Regions from separate parts of the Mus musculus genome. Here region 2 is linked to region 1. The links are chromatin loops, found by intact Hi-C in ENCODE. Cell type or tissue: left cerebral cortex. All regions are shown on one strand. Each heading gives the region's core, and the rest is flanking DNA. Links, peaks and the distances in the headings are about the cores only.

Evidence for each region. Peaks named below come from ENCODE experiments on the same cell type or tissue, not always from the same donor. Only the 100,000 strongest peaks of a DNase experiment are listed, where the experiment ranks them.
Region 2: it touches region 1 in a loop (11-fold over the local background); 2 of 42 quality-filtered maps call a loop at or near these places.

The regions. Positions count from the first base shown.
Region 1 is chr13:57,882,604-57,898,721 of GRCm38, forward strand. The region is part of intron 2 of Spock1 (sparc/osteonectin, cwcv and kazal-like domains proteoglycan 1); the gene reads right to left. Among named protein-coding and RNA genes, the nearest start is that of Spock1, 18 kb to the right of the region's middle. In left cerebral cortex, for the core only: no CTCF peak of the experiment used is centred there; a DNase peak (open chromatin) is centred at 7,311.
Region 2 is chr13:56,668,400-56,684,517 of GRCm38, forward strand. Gm32965 (a long non-coding RNA gene) reads right to left here and starts at 10,225. Exons shown (of 6, transcript XR_003950564.1): 1 at 10,145-10,225; 2 at 5,961-6,070; 3 at 5,045-5,251; 4 at 3,859-3,963; 5 at 3,256-3,354; 6 at 2,646-3,145. It overlaps Gm32910 (a long non-coding RNA gene), which reads left to right and starts at 10,218. Exons shown (of 2, transcript XR_382495.3): 1 at 10,218-10,301; 2 at 11,027-11,373. Gm33019 (a long non-coding RNA gene) reads left to right here and starts at 14,205. Exons shown (of 3, transcript XR_382497.2): 1 at 14,205-14,422. In left cerebral cortex, for the core only: no CTCF peak of the experiment used is centred there; no DNase peak of the experiment used is centred there.

The sequences.
Region 1 (16,118 bases), core at 2,763-10,762:
TCACCTGACACAGGGCCTGCGGGCAGGGGAATAACAGGGCACGTGATTCAGTTCAGTGGATTGGGCAGGAAAGAGTCAGGGAGCAGTTGACAACAAAGGAGAACAGAAATGCTGCCGGTGATGGTGACGACATTCCTCTAGTCACAGCTGGGCCTAGAGTCAAGCATCCTCTGCCACAGAGGTCATCTGCAGGACAGCTCACCAGGCACCAGCATCATGAACTAGGCTCAGGAAGAGACACACCAGCAAGGACTCTGGAAAGGGCTGATCCATGGCTCTAATGCTGAGGCTGAGGTCCTTGGTACGGAGAGCCTCCCTATGCTATCTTTCCTTGGATGCCCCCTTAACTACCTCACCTAGAAAAAAAGGGGTTTTGCCAGGGAACAGCAGGCCTAGACATAAACCAACCAATCAAACAAACAAACAAACACCATAGGAGTGATAATGGAAGGAAAAATGATCAAACAACAGGTGCACAAAAGGTGCGCAGTGCACACTTACAGGACAGTGAATTCTCCTTTTCCAATGTGAACTCCCAGCTGGGAAAGCTTTGACAAGAGGGAGACTGACAACAGCTGAAGAGGGATGGGAGGGCCGCTCGATCCCTAAGGGCGCACCGGCATGGAAGGCAGTAGGAGGCTCCTTGGAAATCTAACATAGGAACCGGCACATGGCCCAGGCACAGCCCTCCTGGGCTCCTGCGTCTGAAGGACCCACACATCCAGGATCACCACTGCACTTTCCATAACAATCAAGTGAGAGAATCAGCCAAGGTGTGCACCAACAGGTCAATAATCGTTGTGTCATGAGAAATAAGCCAGCCTAAGAAAGAGGTGAGTGTGAGTGTGTGTGTGTGTGTGTGTATGTGTGTGTGTATGTGTGTGTGAGAGAGAGAGAGAGAGAGAGAGCATTGTGTTATGACTGTGTGCATGAATGTATTAATGTAAGAGTATTAGTATGTGTGTGTATCACTGTATGTGTGGGTTTGTGCATGTATGAGAGTGTGTGTATATGTATATGGTGTGTGTGTATGAGTGTGTTATGAGTATGTGTATGTATGTATGAGTGTATAAATGTGTGTATGTGTGTGTGTATGAGTATGTGTGTGTATGACTATCTGTGTGTATTAATGTGAGAGTGTGCATTAGTATGTGTATGTATTAGTATATTGTGAGTTTGTGCATATATGAGCATGTGTGTATGAATGTGTTATATGTATGTATGTGTGCTTATGAGTATGTATGTAAGAGTGTATGTGTGTGTATGAGTGAGTGTATAAATGTATGAGTATGTGTGATGTGTATGAGTGTGGTATATGTGTTATGTATGTGTGTATGAGTGTGTGTGTGATGTGTGTGTGGCAAGTGTGTGTGTGTATGTGTGGTGTGTATGTATATATGGTGAGTGTGTATGTGTGGTGTGTGTATATGTGTGGTGTGTGTGTACTGTGTATGTGTGGTGAGTATATGTGTGTGTGGTATGTATATGTGTAGTGAGTGTGTGTGTGGTATGTATGTGGTATATGTGTATATGGTGTGTGTGTATGTGTGTGGTGAGTATATGTGTGTGGTATGTGTATGTGGTGTGTGTGGTGTATGTGTGTGTGTGTGTGTGTGTGTGTGGTGTATATGTGGTATGTGTGTTTATGGCATAAAAGTAGGAAGGGGACCAGGAGGAGAGAGAAGAGGTGTTGGGACTACAGAGCAAAGGAATGCACATAGCAGGAGAGCAGAAGTGCAGAGCATAATGGGGACCAACAAGAGGGGAGGGGCTAGGGAGGCCAGCACAGAAGAAGAAGAATTAAGAAGCAGTGTCTGTTTGTAGTAACAATAATTACAGAGGAGAGGGCCATGGATTTGAGAGGGAGGGAGGGAGGGAAAGGGGGAGGCACGAGAGGACTTGCACGGGGTGTCAGAGGTGGAAATGATGCAAACACGGTACTCATGTAGGAGACTCCTTAAAAATAATAATTTAACAAAAGTGAAAAAGAGAAAGTATACGAACAAGCACACATGAAACGGCCTTAACGAACCCATCGCTTCTTGTGCTGGCTCTAAAAATAACCAAGCAGGCAAACAGATAAAACCCAGTTGGCTTTGGGGCTTTGAGGAACAGAATACACTCCCATTTACTGCTCACCTGTTTACGGCTGGGCGGGGGCTAACCAGACAAGCCAGGAGAGGGGCTGGAATTTGGTACTGCTCACTACTGTAACAAACACATATGCTTTTTGACCAAGCAAGAACCTCAGCCCTTGGCAGCACAGAAAATGGAGTCTCCGTCAGACCATTCGGTGCCCCTGCTGTCCCATGACGTGTGACCCTCATTTCTGTGTCTCTCCCTACAAACAAGTGCAGCTAGGCTTTAGTCTCCTCTCTGACCCACGTGCATGCAGTCATCTGTTACTCCATGAGGGAGGCGTATGATGAATGGGCTTTTCCTTAGCCGTGCAAGCATCATCACGTGACATAAACTAAGAAGGTTAGCATGTTACCAAGTGATGTCACATATGTGGTTCTTCGCCGATTAAAACACTACATGACACGTGGATGTGTGGATGGGTGGATGTAGGTGCATGTGCATGTTTGAATATATGTGAGTGTTGTCTCCTTTCTATCTCTTGATCTTGTGGGTGCATGTGTGCACATGTGGGTGCCTCGGCATGTTTGTATGTGTCTCATTTCTCTCTCTGTAACTTGCTTTCTTCACTAAAAAATGTACGGGGCCTTTCTATAGCAGCTCAATGAGGCCTCTCTCCCTCTTTGACAGAGGTGTTTTCTCTGTGTAGATCTAAGTGGTTTATCCAGTCCGTCACTCCTATTGAGGAGCATTTTGGTTGCTTAACACCTTCTGGCATCCAAAGTTAATAGAGCAGGGCGTTCCAAATGACTTAAGACATCAAAGAGAGGTGTTTAAGTTTGTCTTTTATGACCATGTAAATGTTTTAAGAAATAATTTTTAAATTACAATAAACTAAGTTGGATCCAAGCAGCAATAAGTCTAAGCATGAATTAAGATGTTAACAGCATCACTTCTCTTAGGAATGCAGCTCGCTCGAGTCATTTGGAGCACCCTTCTCTCTGAGGCTAGATAGTATATAGTGTGTGAACAGAAGGGGCTGCTGTGTGGTCTGGAGTGTCAGTGGGTTTGTTTCAAGAGTGCTGGTGGATAATTCCTAGGTTCCCTTTATGCTATAGACTGAAACATGTAAGTACAATTATTGACGTTATTGGAAATCAAGGTTCTCATTCTGGGAAAATTAGAAATGTATGTGAGCTCATGGTGTAGTGTTGGGGTTACACTGGAAATGTCAGTAGGAGCAGATGGTTTCTAGGCCCTGGTGCATTTAATGCACCAAGGTGTACTGACAAGTCCCAGCCATAGTGAGTACACCCGTACCCACGCCAGGCTTACAGACATCAGCTCTCATTAGAAGGACCTACAATGTTCTCAATGAAGGTCTGACTCCTGGCCTGGAAGAATGAAGAATAGGCTGAGATGTACCTTCCTAAGCCAAGAAACAAGACTGTCCACATGAACATGAATAGGAGCTTGAGATGGTCCCCAAGTCAAACAACCACAGCATCAGGGGAACAATGACAGTAATTATCCCAGGAAGCACATTAACACTGAGCTCAGAAAAGGAATCACCTCTTCACAGCATCCAAAAGGGGAGAGGGAACTCCCTTCCTTCCTTTAAAAATGTTACTGTCTGAATGTACGAAGGTCGGTAGAACTATACGCCATCACGTTACAGCCCCCAGTGAGGCCTGTGAGGTAGGCAAAACCTTCAAAGGATGCTAAAATCATCGGGCAAGAGGTTATTAAAAACAGGAGGGCCTCAGAGTCCTGCCCCACAGGTTTATCAGATACATATAAAGGGGCTAAGGCACTTGCAAAGAAAAGATGTAGCCGACACCACGTTAATCGTGTGACCAAGCTGAGCAAGGCCAACAGTGAAACCAACTGACATCGGGGTCCTCGTGTGACTCAGTGGGAATACATCACTCAGAAGTGTGATCTTACTGGGCGGTGGTGGCGCATGCCTTTTATCCCAGCACTTGAGAGGCAGAGGCAGGTGGATTTCTGAGTTCGAGGCCAGCCTGGTCTACAGAGTGAGTCCCAGGACAGCCAGGGCTACACAGAGAAACCCTGTCTCAACATTAAAAAAAAAAAAAAAAGAGGAGTGCAATCTTGCCAAAAAGTCTACGGAACCTCACTGTGAAGAAGTGATCAAGTATGGGAATTGGGTGACATCTGATGGAACCATGGGTCTCGTGCTCCAAAAGTTCCCATGTCCCAAAAGATGCCTCCCTCCCAAAAGAAACTGACAAATGTCCTCCTTTTCTAGATTTTAATAATAATAATAATAATAACCAGAATCAACCTTCAGTATCCAACTAGCTCCTGAAGTGAGAAGCAGCTATTGACAACCCTGTGGGGAAGTGGGAACTTTACTGTAGACCAAATACCATTATTGTGTCCACGGTCAACTTCTTAGATCTGTTAATTATTGAAAATGTAGGTGTCTCAGAAAATATGTCCACCAAGAACATCTTTAAACACAAGGGACAAAAGTTTCTATGTTTTTGGTATTTTTTAAGTGTCTTGTCAGTATGTTTAATATATTAAAAAAATAATATACAAACAATATTCAGATAATCGTACCTTGCGTCAGGTTCAAAAGAAACTCGACAAATGGCTACCAGTGGTGCCTATCTGTATGCCAAAGCGCATGCTGGCTTCCAGAGTCTCTCTCAGTGTTGTGAATACCTGTTGGAGTCCATGCTGGCCTCCTGGCTCTTGTCAGCTCTTCTCAGTCTTCCCCCTACCCTAAACTTCTTCCGAGCTTTCCTTCCGAGCTTCTCGGTCCCGTATAACCACGCCATTCCGTTCATGTGTTCCCTTGGTCCTCTCTCTTCCTGTCTCCCTCACGTGGTTCCCCCTAGGTAACCCCTTTCCCTTCCCCCCACTCTCCCCACACCATGCTCTGCCCTCCGCTCACGGCCTGCTCCAGTCTGCTGGCCATGTTCAATCTACTACTTTCTCTCCCTGCTCTGGACTCCTGCAGATGCCTCTGGCTCTCCTCTCCCTCCTATCTACAATATAACCTTCCCCTCAACCACACCTTGGAGCCGTCTTGCCTCAGTTCATCCATCCGGTGCCGAAAGCCCCTTGGACCTGACACCTTGATCTAAAACGTTGGAAATACATTATATAATTTTATTTTATTTTATTTTACAATTATATATTATATATTATATAATTTTATGTATTTATTTACAAATGTAACTTACATATTTATATCATACATAAATATGATGATAAAAGTGGCTGTCTGTGCTAGGTAATAAGGAAGATAAAAGAACAAGAGGGTAGATTAGAGGCAAGAGCAAATGTTATTATTATTATTTTATTATTATTATTATTCCACATGTCACAGCATGCACATAGAGGTCAGAGAATAGCTCCAAGGACTCCGTTCTCTCCTTCCTCTGTGGAGCTCAGGGCTCACACTCAGACCACCAGGCTTATGCAGCAAATGTTTTACCCAATGACCCAGATCATGGGACCAGGAGCAAGTGCACTTTACATGTTAAATAAAAAAAAATAATATGATCTAGCCAGGAAGTGGTGGCACATGCCTTTAATCCCAGCACTTGGGGGGGGGGGTGGCGGGGGCAAAGGCAGACAGATTTCTGAGTTCAAGGCCAGCCTGGTCTACAGAGTGAGTTCCAGGACAGCCAGGGCTACACAGAGAAACCCTGTCTCGAAAAACAAACAAACAAAATACTATGATCACAAGGATACCAATTCAAAAACACCAGGGGAAATAGTTTTTATGATAAAGAAATATAAAGGCTTAAAGAGTAAAGATCTAAGCCCATGGAAGGATTTAGGGTCTTGGAGGTTTCTAGAGGTATTGATGACAACCTAGGGAAAGCCCTGTGGCTGGGATACAGCTTGGTAGAAGAACGTTCAACCAGCTTGTGAGAGGCCCTGGGATCAAACCCTCACCACAATATCTAAAGGCTTTTATTTCAGCATATTTTTATTTCACAGAAATTCCCTAAAAAAATTTTTTTTTCTGAAAAATGTTTCCTAAGGAAATTGTTGTAGAGATGGCTGATGAATTAATCCGCCCCTAACATGTTCTTCCTGACAGGAGAAAGTAGGAAGTAACACAAATGTGTAACCAAAAATTTTTCTTTCCAAAAGAAAAAAAAACTTTTAAAATAAATTATTGGACTATCTATCCACCAGAGGACTACCTAGAAAGGTATTTCTGTAGCTTTTTAAATGGGAGAGGCATATAAAACACACCATGTCATTTCAGAGCATGTGCGTATAGACACATAAAGCAATACAGCTCTCTTGGAGGGACAGTGTATAGATTTTTTTTCTCATGTTTATCTCTTTTGTTTTCTAAAAACAGGGAAGATGCTGAGGTAGGAATCACCACCTCTCGCTTTGGCTCCGGTGACACTGCCTGGCGTGGCTCATGGGGAAGAAAGGGGGAGTCAGATGTCAAAGCAAGCCCTTCAGCTGTCAGCAGGCCCTAAAAGCTCTTCAGTATGGGAGCAGGTCAATAGCCACTGGACCATGACATCTCCCCTGCCTGCTCCCTGGGGAAGGATTGCATCTGAAGGGGAGACAGCCTACTTTCAACAGAGAGACAGCCCCCCATTAAGCTCCACATGTCACCTCGGACAGCACCGGGCACTAAGGACTGTTGTTAAAAGCTGTCAGAGGACACTCCCACTTCAGAATATCCAAGAGACTCTGGGAAGGCGGGGGGGGGGGGGGGGGGTGTGCACAAAACAGTGGAGTAAGTCTGGCTCCTGTCAAACAGGATGGCGTTTACTTCCCGCTTGAGGAAGGACTGGAGGGACAACAGATTTAAAGCTTGCCTCTTTCCCATTAGCGCTCCTGCCTGGGCTAGCCACTTAACCACTTCAGGCCTCCTAAATGAGCTGTGTAAAGTACCCGGGATGCAAATTCAGGGCGGGGTGTGCGCACAATAAGCAGAACAGACAGCGTGCAGGCTGTACATTTTCATATTGACAAGGAATTTCTATGCTACCAAGCAGAACGTCAGGCCCTTATTTCACAAGCATGTTAAACAAGGGTGGGTTCTTACTACTCCTTCCCCACGTTCTCACGATGACCAAACCTACACGTTCTTACCTGCTGGGAAGCGGGCAGTGGTGGCAAGGCAGAGAACAATTCTTAGAGAGAAGCTTCTCTCTACAGTGAAGATTCCTCGCCACTCCCAAGTCTGCGTGACTGGATGACTAAGGGGAAGTGGGGTGACAGCTGCCAGCATTTGCGGGCATGTGAGATCAGCCAGGTTCCCCGGGGAAAATGCATTTCCCCTCAAATGCTACCAAAAGTCATTATGAGCAAACTGCTTTATTAAAGGAAGAAAGGGATCTACAACTGAGAAAAAAAATTGAGTTCCCAATTCAGATATATCCTCAGGCGGCAAGCTTGCTTATCTGTGCACTATGACTAACCAAACAAGGGAAAGCAGCTTAGAGAGGACTGGGTCAATCTAGAGAAAGAACAGCCTTGGGGAAGCCTGTGCCTCCACCCCTTGCTAAGAAGAGGAGAAGAGAGTTGAGGAGACAAAGGAACAACTCCCAGAAAGCCCAGGACTCCATCTAATGCACCCCTCCATGAAGACAACCTGCATGGGATAGGGATGGGTTTCTCACCAGAGAGGAGGCTCTTGGGATATATTTAATACCGTTGGCCATGTATATAACTTCTCTGCTTTCTGGGTACATGGTAGGATATCCCTAATTGCCCCATGGACGCTCTCAAAACTATCATCTTAAGAGTCACGGGATATTAAGCTTAGCACTCCTGCTACCCTGTCTGTAACCACAGGCCTTAGAACCCTCAGCAGCCACTGTCCTGAATAAAATATTGGAGCCTTCTTACCCATAAGAGATGAGCACTGTGGTATAGAAATGGGCTTTTACAGTTTTAAGGCAAAAATATTATATATAAGCCAGAGGAAGAGGTTGACCCTGAGTGAACCACCACATCAAGGAAGTGGTCCTCCAGAGGGCACATCTTGACCTCTAGCCTGGGAGTGAAGGGGTTAAATAACCAAGTGTGCATCCGACAGCGTACCACAAGTCTAACGGTGTGAAGCAATGGGAAAGAGGGCTCAAATCTGATGTCAGATGGAGGCTCCCAACTCAACTGGTCTTGGCTTTAAATCCTAAGATAATAGGAAAATGAATCCATCTTATTAAGAGAAAGCAGAATGCAAAAGTAAATGAATGCCTTGTGTTTATTCCCCAGGCTGAAATCCCTCAAAAAGTCAAAATCACTCCCCCACCCCGTGTTTAGTAAACATGGCCAAGTGTTGGCAACTGGCCTCGGGAAGCGGAGGCTGCTCGCCTCTGCACCCCTTAAGGCACATGTGTGCACACACACAAGCATGCACACACACAAACACTGCGATAACTTTCAAAAGACAATCAATACCGCCCTGAGACAATCGGAGCTAATCAGCCCATGCAAGTGCAGTACACTAATCCCATTATGTGCCTTCCTGCTTTCCTTAGAGATAGAGTTGTATCATTCCACACAGAGAAGATATGCCCTGCAGAGAGATTACAGATTCCTGGAGATGTGGATTACATCCAACTCCCAGTACAGAGAGGGTGAGCACTGAATAGAAGAGCAATGTATAGCCAAGGGGGTGTAAATGTGGTGGAGCTCCAGCTTACTGCCAATCCTCATGCCTACCTGACCCCCTCTAAAGAATGGCTCCACCCGTATTCCAGCCTGAAAGTAGGACAGGAGAATGCCTAAGAATTTTATGGAAAGTGGGAAGTTTAGGGCCAGGAGGGACTAAGCAGATTACACTAAATAACAAAGAGCCTCTGGGAAGGAAGAAGAAAGGCTGCTGCATCTTGTCATGGAAGAACACCAAGGCCCAACAGAGCAGGGTGGAGGAGAGCTGCGATCTTTCGAGAAGGGTGGCTCTGGTTGTGACTCGGGCTTCTCTAGCACTTGGAAAGATACCAGAAGAAGAAACTAAAATTCTAAGTTCCTTCAGCTTCCTTCAGCTGCTAGACAGAATATCTGTGAATGGGGCGTTGGGCAAAGCCTCAGCTATGTGGGGTAGTGGGGCTCATCTGGGTGCCGATGCTTCCTCAGGCACACTCCTGGTCAGCATCCTTCTCTGCCACCTAGCCCTTTCTCCCCCAAAAGCCACCTTACAATTCAGAGATGGCACCTTCTCCTGGAAGCTTAACTAACCGCTTCACTGGGACGGGATGACCTTCCCAGATCAACCCCCAACACCTTGCATTCCTATCACCTAGTTAATTGTTTAGTTGAGTAGGCATGGGTGCCTTCGGAAACAGGACTTAAGGCTGAGCTGGCACACTCAAGCCTGGGCCATGCTTGATAAAGAAAGCTTTGGTGATGGAGACCACGGAGTCTCTCAAACTGAAGCTTTCACCTGAGCTAAGGGGCGGGGAGAATTTACCTAAGCTGAATGATAGGAAGAGAGACCCCGTTTCTGTCCTCGCCCCCCCACCCCCCCGCCCATACACCACAAACTGATTGCTTGTGTCTGTACTGACACCTGTTGCTCGTTCAGAGGCCCGACTCTTCCACTAGTCTGTTCTGTGTGTTACTAAAACATTTACAGAAAGACTAGTTCTACAGTGGGACGGGCATAGCAAAGAAAGAATAAGACTCTAAAGCCTACTGAGAGAAAGTGTCTAAGACCCTACTGTAGATCATTTGGGTGCCAAGTTCCAGGTCAGATGTTTTGTGATCACAAATCTACGTGAAGGGAAGGAGGCAGCCTCCAGAGCTGTGCTAATGGGGCAGTGTATTATAGGACAGGCATCCTCCATTTCCCCAGGTACCTTAGAGCTTGCCAAATAACTAAATGGATCTTTGAAATTAATCCAGGCCTAGGGAAGAGAAAGAATGCTTTCAGCCTAGTATAACACTGGAGTTACACAGGCAAGAAATGGATCCTTAAAAAGAAAAAAAAGAAGAAAAAAAAAGCTTTCAGGCCAGACCAGAAACATGAACTGTGTCTGTCCACACACCCCCATACCCCTTCCCACATCTATAGCATTCAACTCTGCTCACATCTGAGGCCAGCCAGGCTGAGAGAGCAACACAGGCTGGACGTGAGTACAGTCAGTGGGGAGGCTTGGAGGAGGAGGAGGAGGCGGCAGTGGAAGGAAGAGATGAGGTGGCACTAAGTCATGCCACCAGCCTAGGGTAGACCACACGATATTCCTATTATCCTAAGACCCATTATGAAGAAAAAAACATCCAAACAGAGATGATGTTCATCCACCTGTACTATCTAGACTTGTAGACAACTTGAACCAAGACTAAGACAGGATCCCACGTCACCTGTGAGTCTACTGGGCTCGATGACTTTGTCATAGGCTGTGACTCCTTTCCTGCCTCAAGGAAGAATGTTGGACTGGGCTGACCACAGATGATGACCCTCAGTATGCAGAAGTGGGGATATGAGAGCTGAGGTGCTCATGCCGGAGCCATAATCAGGACACCCTGGAACAGGCCAAGCTTGAAGCATGCTGGGCCACATGGCACAACTGACACTGCTGTGGAGTCATAGAGCAGGTCATAAAAGCTTGCTGTTCAGCATAAAGGACAGGGACAGGCTGAAAGAGAGAACCCCCCTTGTTGACAGTAAGGCATATTAATGAGCTGGATGGTAAGACAAAGACCAAGGGATGGTCCTGGCCTGTCCATCTGGAAACTGTCAACTCTGAGGGAATGGAAATGTTTTCCTCTGCATTCCTCTACTCTTTGAGGTAAGAAAATTAAATGGGCCTCTGGTTTGCAGTGAAGACGGTTCCCGTAACTCACAGGGAAGCGTTGAGCATCTTGAACAACTCCCAGTAGCTCTTTCTCTCAACAAAAAACAATAAAAGTCATACGGCCTTGATTATAGTGGGTTGTCTACAGTAACTTACCACATTCCCCTCCGAGGATATGAAACAAAACATATTTATTCAATTAATCCTGACTTTAATCTTAGAGAAGTCAAATGTTGCAAGAGGGTGTGTGTCTCAAAGTATAAGCTCCCTGAGGGCAGGGACTTCGATGCCTGTTTCCCAGCTGCCCCGCCCCTACCCCTGAGACCTAGGGAGCCATTTGCCCATTGATTTCTTAAGTGAACAACTGAGAGGGCGGCTGGGTAGATGTCCATGTCCTCAGCTTCCCCAATCTGGCAACTATACTTTGCATTTATTGTCATTAGCAGAGAAGCTCATGGCGGTTGCTGGCTGAGAGGGGAGAGTCCATTCTCTCCAGGGGTGTGGACCCCGGTAGGTGACCCCTGCCCCAGTGAGTGGCAAACCCTCCATTCACGTGCACAAACAGCAGCACTAACTGGAATCAGTGAGTTATGAAAAAGGAAAAAGTGGAGAGATCGTGAAGTTGGGAGGAGCATATGGAAGGAGGAGCTGAGAGGACTTGAAATATAGGAACAGGGTACATGATATACATGCAAAAGATTCTCAAAGAGGTTAATTTTTTCAAGTACCATAAAAGGAATGGCCTACCCATGGGCTATCTTTTACAACCTTGACCTGACTATAGATTTCTTTGGGGGAAAAGAAGATTTCCTACACAGCACCCTTCCCACTAGACACCATTTGCCCCTCCCTGCCCACGCACTATAGCAACTCAAAATGTGGCCAGATGTGGCCAGATGCAGCCAGATGAGGCCAGATGTGGCCAGATGCGGCCAGAGTCTTCAGGGACGCAATCCTCTCCAGATAAAGACCAATGGCCTATAAAACATTTCTGAATGGCTGACCAGGCCTAGAGAGGTGGCTTCGTGCTTCCAGCTCATGGATGATGCTGAAAGAACATAAGGGAATTCTTTCCCTTCCCTTCTCCGCAGTGAGCACATCCAGCAGGCCTGGCAGGAGCAGTGGGTGGGAGGAAGTATCGGGTAATGAAAAGCGGGCAGATGTCTTAGACACACACGAAGACCGAGCTGGGGCCCAGGCCTTGTCTGTATGCTACAGAAGAAGCCACTTTGCCGCCATGGTGAAGATAGACTTGATTTTTAATGATCTCCCCTCAGCCTCTTCCACCACAAGGGCATTAAAACATCTATAGGATCTGCCAGCAGCAGGGGATTCGTCAGCCGCAATTGCACTTAAGAACCCGGCTTGGAGCATCTGCTCCCAATTATAAGTGAGGCTGGGGTTCATTAATACTGCCACAATTTCAGTGGTATCCTCAGAGAACTGGCTCTGCAGACATTCCCAAAGCCAGGTGCAGATGTGAGAAAGGGAAGAGGGTTCTCTTCCACACTCAAATGAGCTGATGCTTCTCCAAGACCGTCTCCTTGGCAGAACCCAGAGGGGAGTGAGAATCAGCCCTCCCAGCAGGCTGTGGAGGACCGTGCACTTTCCCTGAGTAGGACCACTGCCTGTGTGTCTCCTGGTGGGCATGGCGGGTTACCTACCGTCCTTGACCAGGAAACGCTAACATCAAGCACAGGTAAGGGTCATCGATTCTGCAGGTTCCCGTCCAACATAGATGCGTGTGTAAGGACACCAGAGGTCTCTACTTCTTGAAAATGTGAGGCTGAATTCTTTTTCGATTCAGGAAGACTCACATGCTCCAAAACAAGGAAGAATAAAAACCAAGTACTTGACTATCCACAGAACCCTGGATTGGCACATTATGGAATGCACATATTCACTGGCGTGATCTAACAAATTAAAATGTCCTTTTTGAAACCCAATGCCACATTTAAATGTCTACACTGTTCTGCTAAGTGAACGAGAAAGAATGTGCATGTTAAACCATGGAGACAGAGACAGTGTATAAGTTACAGGAAACTCGGGCATTAAAAAGTCTCACTGGTTTGAGATGGTTTATCAGGAACCAGCTGCCAAGGCTGATGACTGAGTTCAGTCCCCAGGACCAACTTAAGGGAAGGAGAGAGTTGGCTCCTGCAGGGTGTACCCTGACCTTTATAGATGCGCCTTTGTGAACATGTCAACCCCTACAAATAAATATTTAAAAAACAACAAAACTACTGAAGTCTAGTGAACACACAGAGATGCTACCCAGAGTTAACATCACCTGCACATTGGACAAAAATGAGGGATTCATCTCTTTTTTTATGTACCATCTATTTCTATTTTTTAAATTATCTATCCCCTTAAGTTGGGGGGAAAAAACACTATAAAGTTGAAAGAATAACAGAATCCTCCCATTAGAGTGTAAATACATTTTTTCTATAGTTCCCTTACCAGCTTTTTTTTCTGTAACATTCAAAACACTACTGTGTCCTTAAATGCGTTCATTCATGAGCTTGACCCTCCTGCTCCCTCTCCCCACTTCTCTCTCTCCCCACCTCCCTCTCCCTCTCTCTTTCTCTCTTGTTCTCTCTCCATATATATCTGCCTGTCTCTCTGTCTGTCTCTCTGTGTGTGTCTCGGTCTCTCTCTCTCTGTCTCTGTCTCTCTGTCTCTGTCTCTCTCTGCCTCTCTCTCTGTCTCTCTCATGCACACACACACACACACAGGTCCCATTCAGCTAGGAGAGCGCCTGAGAAACAATAGCTGCTTGGCACAGTTTTCACTTGGATCTGTGGGTTTGATTATAGGTTTGCTTCTGGTTTTTATTTTTAATTGCATGTGTTGCTACCACTGAATTTTGATTCAGTAGTAGCAAAAGCAATTGGCCTAACCACTTTGGGAAATGGTCCAACCACTTCTCTTAAAGCCGAGTGCTCACTTATTTTATGGTGAGCACTGGGTCCCACACTAGGTGCGTTCCTGAGAACCTAGGCCCATCCAAAGACATGTCCATGATAGTGTGCTTATGAAGTAAAGCCCAATGACCTCCCAAGTGCCCCTTGATAACAAGTTGGCCATGTTTGGGGTATTCATAGCACAATGAAAGGGAAGAGGTAACACGTATCAAAACAAAACTCAACTTTGGTGAAGGAAAAACAGACATAACAGAGGGACAGCAGACATAACAGAGCGATGGCCAACCTAACAGAGTGATAGCAGACATAACAAATGGATAGCATACATGAGGGATAGCAGACATAACAGAGGGATAGCAGACACAACAGAGTAATAGCATGCATACGTGCACACACACACACAGTTGACAGTGTTTAGGACCCCAGAGTCAGGCAATATGGTAGCAATTGTTTACATATTTCAACATGAATCCAGGTGAGCTCAGGTAACTTGACAAACACAGGCATGAAAGCGTAACCAACTGTCCGCTAGAGATGTGGTCTGGAATCACAAGAAGTAGAAGATGCCGGGGAGCTCAGTGTGCTAGAATTGCTTGCCCATCTGTAGGCATGTTCTTCGCAGAATGACTTCAAACAGGTCTCTCCAACCACTACGCACTTCTCTGCTTGTCTCAGGTAGGAGCCATGTTTGTCTCCCTACTGTACTTAAGCACACCTACTGTACCAAGCACAGGCACAAACTAACCAGCCTGCTGAGTCAATATACCAGGATCTGGTCTCTGGAAGGCAAGAACATTTGAGATGACCATAAAAGGAAGCTATTCAAAACTACGTGTGCAAGGAGCTGGACAGGTGGTTCAACTGTTAAGGCATTTATCCTTCTTGCAGAGGACCCAGGTTCAGATCTCAACACAGCTCACAACTGCCTATAAGACCAGCTGTAGGGGATATGATGCCCTCTTCTGGCCTCCATAGACACTGCACGCATGTGGTACACATACATACACGCAGATGAACACTAACGCACATAAAATACAAATATATAAATCTTTCTTCGATGTATATACAAAGTGTCTTCTACAGAGTTATTTAAGCCAGCAGCCCTGGCACATGAAAGTTTCACAATTCCCAAATACCAACCAGGAGGTGCGGCAGTTGGGTCTTCATGGGCATTACAGTTCCACTCTCTTTCACTGGAAGTATCACAGGATTTGTTCAAGAAGATGGAAAATGGCGTAGACCGGGCCCCAGGGTTAATTAACGCAAGGCTAGCTGGTTATAAAGAAATCAATGAGCATCTTGTTCCAAATACTGGGCGCTCACCAGGAAGGCCCCCAAAGTCCCGGAAGACTGGATATGCCCACCAAGCATGGGAAGAACTGGAAAATCTCAGACACCCCAGAATAATGGCACAATAGAAAACCCCCCAGATAGCCACATGGCTCTTCAATGGACTATTTCCCCCTCTTGGCCATAGGTTTACCAATTTTAGGCACCATGAATTTACTACTGATTAGAGGGGAAAAAATTCAACCAAGTGGCATAAAGTGGAGCTTAAGAGTTGGGAAGGAGGCCAATGGAACGGCTTTGGAACATGGGATCCTGTCAGCTCTGGCTACTGATCGTCAATCCCCTAATCCTTGAGGAGTCTTCTTTTAGGATGGCCCATGGTCTTTCCAGACGAATCTAGCCAGCCAAACAAAATGGTCTGGTATACCACAGAGACGGTAGCAAGCGGAATCCCTGGGCCCGCTCCCCATTTCCTTCCTATGTCGCTAAGTGTCAGAATGATTCTGAGGCTGCGTCCCCTGCAGAAGCCACTCCTTTGTCACATCTAGCATTCCTTGCCTACTCTATGACCTTCGCATAGCTTCTGCCTCGATGCCTGTCTACTTAAACTCAAGCCAATGTCAGAGTCAATTTTCTTCAGTTCATCCACGTGTAAATCTTATCCAGTCTGGAATAACCATGTACAGGCAGAGTCTTGTGGGATTTGGCCTCTGAAAACAGGAAGAGTTGGTTTTGATGGTTACCCAGTCCTCTGTGATGGAGAAGGTCCCCACCAATCTGACTGCACTCACGAGTTCAAACATCCCTACACCAACCAGGACTTCAATATTATTCCGGTCCACAGATGAGCAATGACTGGTATTCAAACGGATGCAGAGCACACATGTGCTGGGAAATGGGATCTTTCCTTCCCCTGATGTCAGTGGTAGCCCTATAGTTATGAGGTGAGTTTGCCAGTCTCACTTAGCTTCATGGAGTTGGCTCTTAGGGATGAATGGCTATTCTCTATAACACTGCCTGGGAACTACCTACATCCAAATTACCTAGACTGTGCAGCCCGTGT
Region 2 (16,118 bases), core at 5,480-13,479, 1.2 Mb before region 1:
TTAGTTGTAAAAGTAAAAGTTTTTCTTGCTTTGCCATTATTTTTTGTCAAGGGTCTTGCTGTGCAACCCCAGACTGGCCTGCAACTCTCCATCCTCCTGCTTCAGCTTCCTAAATTCTGTGATCACATGCCTGTGTCACTATACCCAGCCAAATGCAGATTTTTCTACAGCTTAGACATTTGTTAATTCTTTCCTTTTTTAATGTGCATATGAAGATGTGTGTATGGCTACATATATGTGCAAGTATGCATGTGTTCATCGATGTTGAAGTCAAAGGTTTAAGGTCAGATATCTTCCTCCACCTCTTTCCCGTGAGGGAGAGTCTCTTGCTGCTTGCCTGATCTAGCTAGCCAGCTTGTCCTGGGGAGCTCTTGTCTCCACCTGCCTAACACTGGGATTTCGGTGAGCTAACTTGCTCTCCTAGTTCTCATGTAGCACTGGGTATCCAGACCCCAGGAGCCATGCTCATGACAAGAACTTTATCCAGTGAGGCGGCTCCCCAAGTCCCTTGCTTCCTGACATCTTATCTCTTTAGCCAGTTGTTTTAGTGTCTCCAGTTACTGAACTACCAGAACCTCTGCAGGTATCTGTTCCCTTATCTTATGCTCATCATATTTAATACTCACCATTGCTTGGTGTGTGTATACATGTGTGTGATTGGTTCATTTGCCTCTTGTACTGTATGTGTGAGAAATTTCCTGCATCTGATTTTCCAAACTGCAAACTTATTTTTAGATTTAAAGTTGGTGAGGCAGCATGATTTGATAGCACTGTGACAATACTCTAATGATATTAGGTGTCTGTGAATCACCAGCAGAAGCAGAATGTTTGTCTCTAAAAATACTTATTTAATAAACCATAAAACAAACAAACAAACAAAACTAGAGTGATTGCCACACTGTACATGAAGAACCTACAGCTTCCCTGCCCCGCCCTGGTTGCCCCTCCCCTCTGCTCCCCCGATGTTGTGTGTCTACTTTCCTGTAATCTGCATGCATGGCTTTGTACAGCTACGTAAAGTCTAGAACCACACACGAGAAACTCATAGGTCCTTGTATTTCTAAGACTGGGTTAATTTACTTAATATCACTGTCTCCGATTGCCTCCACTTTCCTGCAAACAATGACCCTGTTATTCTCTATGGCAGAACTAAATTCCATTGAATTTTACAAGCTGTGTTTTCTCCACCATCCCTGATTGCTGGATACCCAAGCTGGTACCCGAACTTAACTCACTGTTGCAGTGAGCACTGATGTACAGGTGTCCCTGTGATGTTGCCTTGAATAAATACCCAGAAGTCATGAAGCTGGGGCGTGTGGTGTGTCTCTTTGTAGGTTTGGAGGAACCTCCATTCTGATTTCCATAGCTTAATATCCCAACAGTGCTTGCTTGTTCTCTGACAGACTGTCATCCTGTCATCCTGACATATGTTCCTTGGAAACTAGCATGTTTTCCCAATTGTCTCTTCTTGTGTGTGTGTGTGTGTGTGTGTGTGTGTGTGTAAGAGAGAGTGTGTGAATGTGTGTGTAAGAAAATATGTGTGAGAGTGTGTATGAGAATGTGTAAGAGAGTGTTATGAGTGTATATATAAGAGAGTGTGTGTGTAAGAGAGAGTTGTGTAAGTGTATGTGAATGTGTGTAAGAATGGATGTGTATGAATATAAGAGTAAGTATGTGTATGAGTGTGTGTGTAAGAGAGTGTTGTGAGCATGAGAGTGTGTGTGTGAGTGCATGTAAGAGAGGATGCTATGAATGTGTATGTATAAGAGACTGTGTGTAAGAGAGTTGTGTAAGTGTGTGAATGTGTGTGTAAGAGTATATGTGTGTGTGAATGTGTGTATAAGTGTGTGTGTAAGAGAGTGTTGTGAGTGTGTGTATAAGGAAGAGTGAGTGTATGTGTAACAGTGTGTGTGTGTGTGTGTGTGTGTGTGTGTGAGAGAGAGAGAGAGAGAGAGAGAGAGAGAGAGGACTTAACGAAGCTCAGCCTGACTAAACTGGCTCTGAAGTACAGGATGGCCTTGACCTCACCCGTCTGTATCCACTTCCCAATCACCAGCAACACAGGTGTGTACCACCCTGCCTGGCAATATAATGTCTTTTGTTCTTTGCTGTTAATGAAGAAACATCTTATGACATTTTATGACTCTGTTGACAGTCCTCTTGGGCAGAATACACAGGACCCTGCTGCTGAGCTCTGGGTTCCTCTCTTGTGACTTGGAGGAGCCAATGATTCTTGTTAAGCTCGTGAGCCTAAGCCTGGCCTCCTGCAGCCGTCAGGGTGATAAGCCTGGTCACAGGGATTCTCTCCTCCAAGGACACAGAGTATAAGGAAGCCTTTCCCAAAGAAAGGGGGCATTCTGAGTATCCAGGGAGCCGCACGTGTCCCCAAGAGAAGATTCCTGATTCCTTCCAGTAAGTGGGCCGTGCTGAGTTCCATGAGGTGTTGTGTTCTTTCAGAACAGTGCTGAGGCCACTGCTACCTTGACCCTGCTACCCTGACCCCGCTACCCTGACCCCACTACCCTGACCCTGCTACCCTGACCCTGCTACCCTGACCCTGCTACCCTGACCCCACTACCCTGACCCAGCTACCCTGACCCAGCTACCCTGACCCTGCAACCCTGACCCAGCTACCCTGACCCTGCTACCCTGACCCTGCTACCCTGACCCTGCAACTCTGATCCTGCTACCCTGACCCCACTACCCTGACCCAGCTACCCTGACCCAGCTACCCTGACCCTGCAACCCTGACCCAGCTACCCTGACCCTGCCACCCTGACTCTGTTCGCTCCTAACAGCTCCTCAACAAGTCATTTCCCAGCACTGTGGCTCTTTATCAGCTGCCCGAGTCTCTGACGGCTGCCCTAGACAAGCGACAGAGCAGATATGTAGTACTCAAGAATCAGTTCTCAACAAACACTTGGTCAGGACTGTGTAGACCAACACCTCCATGTCTACCTCCCACAGTCCGCCTGCTTCTCAGTGGGAGCCACACCGTTGCCAAGTCTTCCAGCTGCACTGAGCCCCAGCTGCCTACAGTGGGAAGTCGGTCAGCAGCAGCCTTTGTGATGTGTGTCAGCTGCAGACTCCTCGGATGCAGGCCGCCCACTCCTCCTGCCTCTGCCTTCCCTCGTGCCTGAGCTCTCTGTCGGGATCACCAGAGTATACAGCTCAGATGGTGAGGCCGCACTGGTGAAAAGAGGGTTGGAATGAAAGGATAAACGCCAAGGACTTCCTGGTTCCTCCCATGCTTACCTCTTGGAACACTGACAAGGCCCAGGGTGCTATCCTGAAATCCCCATTTGTTCAAGCTTTTCACTCTTCACTCTTTATCTTATAGGTCTCATAGTCAAGCTAAAAAAAATGCACAGCGATGGGTTTTGTTGTTTTGGTCATCACCAAAACCAAGAGTGAGAAGAACAACACCAGTAAAAAATGAAAACAAACAAAAACTAGGATACACATACACACAGACATATACACACACATACACATATACACATGCATACATACATATGTACACACATACATATACATGCACACACATGTACACACATGCACACAAGCATGCACACACATATATACATACATACATACACATGCACACACACATGCACACACACATGCACCCATACATGTACACACATACATGCACATACATACACACACACACACACAACTAATAAAAATGAATTAAAAAAATCTCAGTTTGGACAACATTAAAGATCTATCAGATGCAGCTTTCAGTACTGTTGCTAGTTTCTAGAAAGTGGTAGGTGAAGCCCTGAAGTATAGTGTTAATAGAAAAAAAAATCAGATTGCAAAACGCATTCCACCCCAGTCTCGCCAAGGATGTACCAGTGTCGATGGAGAGTCTCGAGCACTTGAGTTTCATCTTGTTTTGAAGTTGTTCACCCGTTCTGTTGCCTTGAGAGTGTTTTTACTTGAAACATGGCCACTCTTCTGGAAGCATTGTTCAGAGACAAGAAAGGGGATTTAGAAGAGCTGTTGAAAACTAATTATCATTTTGAATATCCTATGGAAATTCTAATGTCTTTGGGAAGTACCCTTCCTTCTTTTTTACATAAAAGGCCTAATTTGAACTTATATATGTATATATGTAGTGTTCTGTCACGAGCCCATCTGCCTTCACCTCCTGAGTGCGGGAATTAGAGGCCTGCATCACTGGTTAGTTTACACGGTTCCAGGATCAAACCCAGGACTCTGTGAACTCTGGGCGAACACTCGACCAACTGAGCTACATCCCCACCTCCAGAACAACAATTTTTTTTTATAATAATGTAAAAAAAAAATAGCTGGGCTGGAGAGAGTGCTCAGCATGTAAGTGTAAAATAAAATAAATTCCTAGTTTTTCTTTTCCAGCTCCGGCTTCGGGGATGACGACTCTGAGACTGATTATTTATTAATAAATGCCTAGGTTGTAGCATTCACGTATCCCCTGACTAGCTCGTAACTTATTTCACTCATTCAAATTATTCAATGTCTACCACTCGGTTAGTTACCTGTCCTCAGTCCTGGCTGCTTCTCCCTTCACATCTCCTTAGTGTCTCTCTCAGCCTCTCAAATCTCTTCCCAAGTCTCTCCTTTTATTTTCTCACTATTTCCTGGAATCCTCTCTCTTCCTGACAATGTTCCACCTCCTATTTCCTGTCTCAGCTGATTGGTTATCGGCTTTTTTTTTTATTGACAGATGATGGTTATAAGAGATTCTCTCTACTGTTAAGAGCACTTGTCGCTCTTGCAAAGGACCCTTCCCAGGAACTACAAGGTGGTTTACAATCATCCAAACTCCATTCCAGGGCATAGATGCCCTCAACTGACCTCTGCGAGTATCAGGCACGCAAGTAGTGCGTGCGCGCACACACACACACACAGAGACAGAGACAGAGAGACAGAGACATAGAGACAGAGAGGGAGAGAAAACAATGCATAAAATAAAATTAAAAAAAAATTAAAACTACACTAGGTCAAAAACACATACACAGAGTAAGATATAGACACACATTCACGTGCAGATACGCACACAGCTTCTCCCCAGAGCAGAATCTCTTCAGCGCCTTCCTCCTCTCTGGAAGCTTCATCCTTTTGTGCCTTGCTTCCAGATGCCTCCTGCTCCTCCGTGCTCGCTGAGTCCAGCCATCCTGCCGCGACTGTTTCTTTTTTCCCCAGCATCCTCGAGCTAGCAATTACTCCAGGGGCACTGTATGAGGAGGAGCTCTGTGGAGGAGCACTGTGGAAATATCCCGATTCAAGCTTGCATACCTTAGAGAAGGCTTTCAGGGCTGTTTTCTTCATGAAAGCCTTAAGTTGGAGAACACCACATCCTGTCAGACTTCCCTCAGCCCCACCCTGAGCGTGACTGGTGCAAGGAGCCATTCTTTGTAAAGCCACTGGTAATTCTAACTCCTTCTGGAAGTTCGGTGACCTCAGGAAGCTGTGCTCTTCCACAGAGGTGTGGGGGGAACAATGGCGTCTTGTAAGTCCCCAACAATTATGTGTTAGCTAAATGATGATTTTGTGGGACTCTGAACAGAATAAAATATCCCAAGGCGTGATCATGGATGCAGCAGCCTGGGAAAAAGGGGATGCTTGTACCTGGCTCTGAGCCCTTCTAGGGAAGAGCCAGGCGGGGCTGGGTCTAGGGCTAGAAAGATGCCCCGTGGGTGTCCCCTCCCTGGACTGTGCCTGGGCTGTGTCGGGGCCGGGGAAGTGAGGGGTGGCACTAAGCCTCCTAGGTCAGACACTGAAAATGGGAATCCACTTTGTCTCCTTGTTGCTGGGGTCATTGTGGCTCCTGTTGGTAAAACGGTCTCAGCACATATTCTCCATATTTGTTCTGATGATATAAATAAGGGTCTGATGAACTGTCAAATTCTAAAATGTGAAGTGTGAAATTTAAAGAAGAATACAACACTTCCCCAGCACAGCAGGAGCCATACCTGCGATGTACATTTGCTCCGGCAGAATCACGAGTGTTCCTGGGACCCCGAGGTTTGCAATCCGAGGAAGCTGCGCGCTGACTCTCTTGGCCGATTACTTTCCAACATCCCTGAAGGTGCAGAAAAGGGTCAAGATGGAAACCCATAGAAAATGCCTGTCAATTAAATTTGGGAAGAATTTCTACCAAAGAGAATAAGGACTAAGGGGAAAACTGTTGATACTGTGTGTTACCCATGCTAGGGCATCCTGGCTCCCTTGAAAGAATTCTCAGCAAACCTTGGTGGTCAGCACTTGGGACTATTTCAGAATAGTTGTGATAATCAGGCTGTTTCAGAGACTTAGCACGCTGCTGGGTTTCAGTATGGCGGTGGGGGGGGGGGCGGGGCAGGGGAGTGTTGTTTGGGGGTTTGTTTGTTTTTGAGGTACTCTGAGGAATGTCATTTCCCACTCATCCCTAGCATTTGTCTCTACAGCCACTGGAAGACTGCAGTTCCGAGAAAGGAGACAGGTAGAGTTCAAGGGCAGGCAGGAGCTGAGCCCGAGCCCGGGAGCAGAGGTTCAGAGACCTGCGGTCAGCGCTTTGATGGTAGGAGGGAGATCTTCACCTCAGCTCCCAATGGATTTTCTCCTCCCCACACTCTGCCATCAGAGAACCAGGCTCTGGGAGGCAGGACAGCACTTACTTTAGGGTGAGAGGTCGCTTCCCCTCCCTTCACTCAAAGTCACATGATTTCATAGGCTTTGGTGGTTAGGCACAAAGTTTGTCTAAAGACAACATTCTGCTCACAATAAGACAACTGGGTCATGAACCAGTCCAGCCATTTGCTCTGCTCTTGATTAATGAGAAGTGGGGGAGTACCGCTAACTGAGGTTATGGGGTACCTTACAAGGATGCTAAGTCAAACCAGTCAAACTTGCAATCCCAACACTGGGCAGGGGATGGGGGAGGCAGGGGGAATCTCAAGTTTAAGGCTAGCATGTACAATAAGCACATAAGTTCCCACCTTTAAAGATAACTGAGTGAAGACGGTTTCTCTCCATCTGCTCCCAAGAAGGCAGCTAGGAGTCTTTCTTTTCAAGGTAAAAGACGCCATTGTTCCCCCCACGCCTCTGTGGAAGAGCACAGCTTCCTGAGGTTTTATTGTAGATAGGAGGGAGAGGAGACCCAGAGGCATCTGCAGGAGTCCAGAGAAGGGAGAGAAGAAAGAAGACTGGACCAGCCACAAGCTGGGGATGGGAGGAGACAGAGAGGAGACCAAGAAAAAGGAAGCTGAAAGAGAGACAGAGACAGAAAGACAAAGACACAGAGACAGAGAGAAAGGGACAGGGACAGAGAGACAGACAGACAGAGAGACAGAGAGTGTTTAGGGTAGAGGGCAGAGAAGAGCTGAGAAGAGCCACAGGTAGTTGTGACATTGAGAAAGTCTGGAGGCCAGCTTGTGCTCTGGCAAGCTAATAAGCACCACAGTCAGTCACCGGAGTTTCTTGGACCAATCACCTTCACCAACCGGTGTCTCAGGACCCTAGGCTTCCGAGTCCCTCTGTTTCTCTCCATAGGCTTTGAGTTCTTCTGCTTTTCTCTCGACGTTTGCCTGTCTTTCCCTTGCTGCTTTGTTCATTTTATCATTTCTAGTTTCCCTTACTTGAAAATCAGCCTCTGAGTTAGTAAAGATTCGCCTTTGGGCCAGTCTCTTATCGTTATGTTTGTGTATTTATGTCACCCAAAGATGGGCCATATCCCAGCAAAAGTCCTCAGGGGAAAACTGAAGTTTTTTTTGTTTTGCGTCTCAACTCTTTAATACCTGGATGAATCTGGGTCAATCAACCTGGCTAAGCCTCGGGCCCATCTGTAAAATAAGTTTCAATAGCCAATCCATTACACTCATAGTTACTGACTGCTTGCTGCAGGCCAGGCCTCACTCTCTGGGTGGGGAATATATAATGGTAGGCAAGGCAGACAAGCCTCCTTAAGTTTCAGACATTCTGAAGATGGAAAAAAGGTGTGACAGAATATACACATGGGAGATAATACTTCATCATGCCACACGCTAAGTAGTGTGAGTACAGCCAAACAAGAGGTATAAAGCAAGATGGTCACCCATCTCTCCTGCTGTCAGGGCTGCAGAGAGGTTTCACTAGAAGAGGTTGTAAAATGTAAACTGGGACATAAAATATGCTAATTCTTAGGGAACCCAAATGTTCCTATTACTAACCTGGCTCAAGAATCCACACAGCTCGAAAGAGATGCATTGAAGAGAGGACACTCAGCACCACAAGCTGGAGAAAGGATTCACTCAGTTGATAAAAACCTCTCTAGCCCCATGGTTCTCAACCTATGGGTCATGAGCCCCCTACAGGGTAAGTTATAGATTAAATGTCCTGTATATCAGATATCTACATTACAATTTGTAAGGGTAACAAAATTATAGTTATGAAGTAGCAATGAAATAATGTTATGGTTGGGGGGGGGTGTCACCGAAACATAAGGAACTGTGTTAAAGGGTCGCTGCATCAGGAAGGTTGAGGACCACTGTGTTAGCCTGGCTGTTTCCCCAAGTATAGATGCAGGAGTGAAAGAGGCTAGCAAACTTTTGGTTTTGGACATGGGGATTTTGAGGGTGACCTGTCTTTCATAGAAGCTAGATGTGCGCTGATGAGTAAGAAAACCTTCTGACCAATACCCAACAGTGTCCTTACATGGACTGCGTTGCACTTCAGTGACACAGTGGCCCATCTGCCACTGGTACAGACCACTACCCCTGCCCCATGAAGCAAATCTGGCATGGGCTTTTATTTTACTGGGCCAGACCTTGATAATTCTCTGACTCTCCAGTGAAGCTGGTTCCATTCTCTGCACCGCTGGGAGAATCAAGGAACATGCAGGTGGCTAAAGGCTTTTATGAACTAGCTACTGGCCTCAGCCCCAACCTCCCTGGATCTCAGACAACAGTGCCTTCTGGTCTAGATTGCGATGTTCACCGTGGTCTTGCCTGATACAAGGTCTTTGCTGTCAGCATTCCTTGCTTCCCTGATCTCTTTAGTTCCCTCTCCATCAGAAACACACACCCCCTGCCAATGCTCAAACGTGTTTTCTTATGTATAGCCAGCGATCTCCACCGTGAAGTCAAAGTTCCCATTTGCTTGCCTTACTGCCATATAGCGTCAGACGCAATTCCCAACAAATACTGGGCAGGCAGTGTGTGGAAGAAGGGAAGGAAGGAAGGGAGATCAACACGGCACTTCCATCTGACGTTTTTAACATAAAATAAGAACCATCTTCCCAGATATTATGAAAGCAATAAAATGCAGAAAGCTGAAGGACTCATATAGTATCAATTCAATGATTATTCCTCTAAAATAAGAGCTAGTCATTGAAGCTCACTGAGAGGTAATGCTCCAAAATTGGGTTGGCTTTTGACACAGTATGCCCTGGAGCAGTAACCACCAGCAGAAGCTTCAGGAAGCCCTAGGGTTTTTACAATGGACCCTATCCTACCTGACCTAGAAACAGCACCTTGAGGGCATAGCCACAGTTGCTGCTGGATTTAGCTTTCTTCATAGGTCCTTCAAGCACCCGGTGTCGCAACAAATCTGAGCCTGCATCTGGCCCGACAAGACTCTGAAAGTGAAGGCTAGTTTATGTCTCTATTCAGACCCTGTTTCTTCTTCTGTGTAATGGGGATTAATATCCCTGACAATAGTGGATGGTGGGAACCAGAGGTGGGCCATTGTCCTTCAGGACACGGTAGGATGTGAAGGGCTGAAGGCACAAAGTCCTAGTGAGATGGGGGTGCAGGGCACTGTGGTTTCCTGTCCTTCACTCTCAGTTGTCCCATGGTTGAAGAATTCTAGGTTCACCCCCTGCTTCTGTTATCTGGCAGGACTTTGGACTGAAGCCATGGGCTCCTCCTGAAAGTGTGGACTTGGTCCAAGGGCAAACATGCAAGGGCTTCTCAGATATAGCCGACTCCCGGAAGCCGAGGGCTTTGAATGTTGTGCCAGACTCTCCTCCGCAGCTTTCAACAACAGCTTCCAACCCAAAGCATACAGAACAGTACACACACACACACACACACACACACACACACACACCTCTCCCTCCCTCCTACTCCCTTTCTTCTCCACTCTCCCAGACCCAAATTTCTAAGGGCCCCTTTGCCCTAAATTTCAGCAGGAAACAAACCAGCAACCAGATGTCTGACTTCTTCACCCCATTGGCAGGGACTAGCCATCTTCCCTGTAAACTTCCGGCCGTTCCTCTCTGTTAGATCTTTCAGCTTCTTCACGCTCCATCTCCTTCAGCTCAGACACAAGAACACTCTCTGGAGGAGAGACAAAAGGTAGCCAGCCAAGAGTAGCCAACGTGTGCGGGATTTCTATGCCCTAGCAGCCAGTGGGCTGTTGAGGTTTCCGGGAGGGGTGGGTTTGGGGAGGGCAGCTGTCCTCTTCCTGGATGCATTTGTTCTATCACTAGATTCAGGACTAAGGAAGCCTAGAGACTTCTAGAGACTTTGATCAAAGACAGAGATAATTAAACAAATGTCCAACTTCAAGAGCACACGGAGGAAGATAAATGTAGATGCTGTCACTTCAAAGTATTTGTGGAAAAACAAGATGCAAAAGCAGCTTTCGCAGCCTGGAGTTGGGGAGGGGATGGGTGTAGGAATAGGGGAGTGGGGGCACCTCCCTGACCCAAGGAGGAGTGCTTGGAAACAGGAAGGAACACAGAAAGCAGCTCTCTCATCAGCTCTGTTGCTTTCAAATCAGGGCAACTGAGGCTCTGATGGAAAAGGAAGGATGTGCCCAGGTCTGTTGCTGGATGGAAGAATGCATCCTGTTTGGGAGGCCGCTCTTGGCTCTCTGGGATGTTGACTGGTGTGGCTTTGGCCTGCTTGCCCTTTCCCCCTGCTGTCTTGCCCTGACGATGGCCAGGTGCACCCTTCCCGGTGACTCACTCACTGCAGCCGGCCAGGAAATAACAGCCGCCACGGGAATGTCTCTGTCTAGTGTCAGAGGGCTTTGCTTTGCTTTGCTTTGCTGAGCTGAGCTTTGTTTTGTCTTTCAGACCATGCTGTGCAGCCCAAGACTGGCCTTGAACTCACAACCTTCCTGTCTCGGTCTTCCGAGTGATGGGATTACAGACCTGGGCCACTAGGCCCAGATTTGAAGACTACACACAAAAGGGAGTACTGAGAAATGACTCTGATTTTCAAGTTGGCACTCCAGGTCTGTTTATGGGGAATTGTAAGCTCACTGAGAAGAACGTATGCGAAGTCACAAGAGCCTTTGGGATGGGGATCAAGGAGTGTCTGCCTGACTGCACCAACTCCAGCCCCACTGGTCCCCTTCTTTTTCTCTTTTGGGCTTTCTACATTCGCACACTTCAATTGACATAAAAACCTTGGGAAAGTCGCTTGTCTTCTTTGTGACTCAGTTTCCCCACTTGTAAAACAGGGACAAAGTCTGTATCTGACAGTGGAGAATTGCCCCCATTAGCAAGTGGTAGATCTTTGATAAGCTTCAGTTTTCTCTAATTGTCTTCCACTTGTCACAGAAGGCACCTGTATGTGTGCCCATTAGGCAATGGGTCCTCACTGAAAAGGAGGGCCCCCTCATTGGTGTTTTTCCATAGGGACTGACCTGGATCTCTGTCCTTGAGTTCTGGCTTTTTCCAAGAGGAGGAGCCTGTTCTCAAGCTTTCTCCGTTGGAAGGGCACCTCGCCCTCCTCAGCGGTTTGAGCATGTCTGTTAAAGATTTGTTAGAAGTTGGTCTCCTGTGCAGTGGTGTGGGTGGTAGCAGACCTTTTAAGAGGTAGAGCTCATGGCAGGCCCCTCCGCTAATGGAGGAGCTGTCCTCAGAAGGAATTAGCATAGATCTCATGAGACCTTGAGGTCTTTAGTTGCTGGAAGAGTGAGCCTGCCCTCTGTCCTGGTCTGGGGTTTCCTGTTTGAACGTGTGACCTCTTCCTTCCAAATGGAACCCCAACACTTCATACATAAGCTCTCATTAGAGACTTCTCTGTTCAAAATTATGATACAAACTGTCAGCTCTCAACTTCACAGAAGCCTAGAGTCAACTGAGAAGAGAAAACCTCAAATCAGACTGGTCTGTAACCATGTCTGTGAGGCATTCTTAATTACTAATTGAGAAGGAGGGTAAGAGGGCCGAGTCCACTGTGGGCAGTGCCATTCCTAGGCAGTGGGCCCTGCAGCATATGAAAGGGAACTGAGCAAGCCAGAGGAACAAGCCAGAAAGCAGTGTCACTCCACAGTTCTGCTTCAAGCTCCTGCCCTGCTGGAGTTCCTGTCCTGGTTTCCCACAATGACAGACTATGACCTGTAAGATGAACAAAGCCCTTTCCTCCCCCAAAGTTTGTATAGGTCTTTGTTTTATCCCAGCAACAAAAGCAAATCAGGGCACAGACTTCTTTTCTTCCAAAGTAACCCACTTCAGGTATTTCATTGTAGTAGAATAATGGTCTGGCACATGTCGGCAAGGCCACTGTAGGAAGTAGGTGTGTGCCCCTCTGTTCTGGGTCCACAGCTTGTGGCTGTGGTTTTTCAACTGCTCACTTCACAGAGCCTAAGGAAAGAAAGAAAAGAAAGAGAAAGAATTGTAAAAAAAAAAAAGAAAGAATAAAGAAAAAAGAAAAAAGAAAAAAGAAAGGAAGGAAGGAAGGGAGAGAGAGAGAGAGAGAGAAAGAGAGAGAAAGAAAGAAAGAAAGAAAGAAAGAAAGAAAGAAAGAAAGAAAGAAAGAAAGAAAGAAAAGAAAAGAAAGAAACCGGAGCCCAGACCTTAATGTGACTGAGTCCTAAGAAGGGGTTCTCCTGTTAGCATTGTGTTCTAAACAAGGACTTAATTAAAAGTGGTGATGAGAGAAAACAGCAGGCAGTTACAACCTAGAGCCAGGAGCAGTTCGGGTTCTGGACAGTGTGTCAGAGTAGCTTCCTAAAGCCAACCAAGATGCCCATGAATTCTGAAAACAATTGCCTGGGAATCCAAGCTGCAGGCAGGGTCTGAAAAGCAGTGCAGATTCATCGCTGGTCTGAGAGTCACCTGGGTGGCACCTGGTATGTCAAGCCTTGGGAAAACCCTGTGGCTTGCAGACTTACCTGAGACCTAGGGATGTCCCTCTGGGATGGTCACTCAACTGAGGTATGGTGTGAAAACTCTGTGGCTGGGACTCACTTTCCGTCCCAGCCACACTGGTCCCTTCTGTGGGGATCACTGCATTAGTCCATCTTCCGTCTTTCAACATAGCTTCGTTTGAGCATCTGGTGAGATGTGACGATTTATTTGGAATGTTTGTGAGTGAACTCAGATATTAAACTTTTTTTTCCTAATCATTTCTAGACATACATACACACACACACACACACACACACACACACACACTGCACATAACAGTCTTGGGTCCTTCGAATAGGGATGTAGACTAGGGAGATAGAGAAGAGAGAATTTTAAACATTTCCAGCGCAGCTGAGGTCTAACCTGTGGAGATTCTATTTCCAGTGGACCCCCAAATCACAGTGAATTTGGATCTCATTCTATGGATGCTCAGCTATCTGAAGGGCCTAGGAGGAATGTAAATGGTACCTCTAGAGACGTTTTCATCTTCACAACTGATGGTGCCCTTGACACGGGAAACAGGAGAGTGTATGTCATGTGCCAGGGGGTATGTGTGTGTGTTGTTAGATATGACCCATCTACTCAGGGAAAAGTGATGCTAGGCTCCCTTGTAAAGAGAAGAACTTGGCGTGGAGGCTTTCCAGCTAGCTCTGCCCCTGCTTCCTGCCTCTGCCTGTCTCTTGTGGTTTCTCAGAAAGAAAAAAAAATGTCTTCTCTCTCTCTCTCTCTCTCTCTCTCTCTCCCTCCCTCCCTCCCTCCCTCCCTCCCCCCCTCCCCCCATATACAGCATTTTGTGGGACAGTCTGGCCAGGGCTGGAAGATGTCTGCCGTCACACGCCACGCAGAAATCCTACCGCCAAGGCAAAGGCGACATTTTCTGTGTTCTAAGGTCGCCCTTTAGTAAAAGCCAAGTCAACACCATAGCACAGCTGAGTGCTTCGGCTTCTGCCAGTAAGAGCAAAAACTGGCTCAACCCTCTTACAGTATTTGGCAGGATTTCTCAAAACTAAAGACACACCCATTCTCTAACTCAAGTCTTCCCTTAGGAACTCGGTCCTGTGGAAGCATACACACGCTCGCACTGAGGTGCGCATGCTCGCACGGTGCCCACGCCCGTACCGATGTGCGCATGCTCGCATTGAGGCACAGGTAACGAAGGAGCCTGTTGTTCACATCCTGCCAGCAACAGGGGAGGACTGCCAACAGCCCAGGAGCTCATTCCAGAGCCACACAGACGCACACATGCTCACCATGTCAGCTCTGTAGTAGCAGTAAAGAGCAAGAGGAAGCAAAAGCATCTGTTTGGAGCTGCTTAAGGTCACACCGGGATGGGTTAGTGTAGAATCCTAAAGGCTGAAGATATATGTTAGGAGGGAAATGATGGCAAAGTGTCACACGGAGTGAGATTTAGGGGGTAGCAGTACAAGAATAGACACGAACTATTCATTGCTGTCATCTTGGTTGAGGACTAATGGAAGTCAGCAGGGTTCTTGCCCTTTCTACGCTCTCTGTTCCTGTGATACTTGCCCTCTAATTAACATATATTGATTTAGGCTTTTGTTTTGTTTTGTTTTTGTTTTTTGAGACTTGGTTTCTCTGTGTAGCCACGGCGGTCCTGGAACTCGCCCTGTAGACCAGGTTGGCCTCGAACTCAGAGAGATCTACTGCCTATGGTCTAAATAAAAATAAAAATAAAATAAAAATCATAGGAGGAATGATTAAGGACAAACACATGAACGGAACAGAGCAAATGAACCCGAGGGCTGGGACTCTGTGGCGCACATACAGCCTGCAGGACAGACAGAGACACAGCCTGCAGGACAGACAAAGAGGGGTTGATTTATGCTCTTTGGGGAGATCTTTGGTGGATAATAGGTATGGTTTTGCCAGGGCCTGCGGTACAAGCAGTGGAGGGGTCTGATTCTGATGACAACTCTAACAAACTGGCTCAGCGCTCAGTGGTATGAGAAGTCTGAGCAGGGTGAAGTGAGCTGGGCATCTGGATGCCGCCCCAGCCCATCTCTTCCCATGGATCTCTGCGCCAAGCCTGGCTCCCGTTTGTGAACGGATCTGGGTCGGAGCCAACAGAGGAAGAGGGGCTTCCAGAGGAGCCCATCCCTCACCCAGGCTGGGAACTCTGGACATTGGGTCAATTCTTCCCTTCTCCCTGGCTTCCTGCTTTCTTTGTGAGGGCACAGGACAGGGACAGGAAATCTCTTGGACTCTGCTTATGGGCACTGATCCTGATGGCAGCCATGTGACCTAAGCTCCCACCCCAGAGGCCCCACCTCTTCTTAACATCACTTTGTGGTGGGTGCTGGAAGCAATGTGAAGGGGTGCAAACCTTCCACTCACAGCAGCTGGCTCTCATAGACAGATGGGCTGCATAGGTCTCTGCACCAGCAAGACCAGGGCTGCAGCTCCAGAGCCCGCAAGCCCAGAGCCTCAGAAGCAGCTCATTCCTTTCTGGTCTCCTGAACCCCATGAGAACTGTGGGAACTGTAGTTTCCTTAATTCTGATGAAACTGAGGATGTCCCCCAACAACAAATAAAAAAAATAATAATAATAAAAGCTATTTCTGAAGGAAGGCTCTGGCAACTAGGCAAGTGCACTCTGTCTGTCGTCTGTCTGTGGTGTCTGTGTCTCTGTCTCTGTCTCTCTCTGCTTTCTGACACGGAGAAGATTCACAGGGTATAATGTGACATACTCACATATTTAGAAGGTACCACCCAGAAAATCACAACTAATCTTTGGATCCCAGAGCACACCCATCCTTGTCAGTGATGGGCGTGCATGATGAGGGAGGGAGGCCATTTCTCCCATGGCAAAGTACGTGGTTTTCCTCCCAGTAAAGGAAGTTGCAGCAAGCTATCCTGAGCGACGTTCTCTTCCAGCACCACACAGGAGTGCAGCCCTCGGGAGAGCTGGGACTCTACCTGTTGATTAACAGTCACATGCCAAATACCTGGCCAGGGCTGTGCAGCGGGTGTTCGCGGCAGATTTTTGGAACAGGATGATAGAGATGAA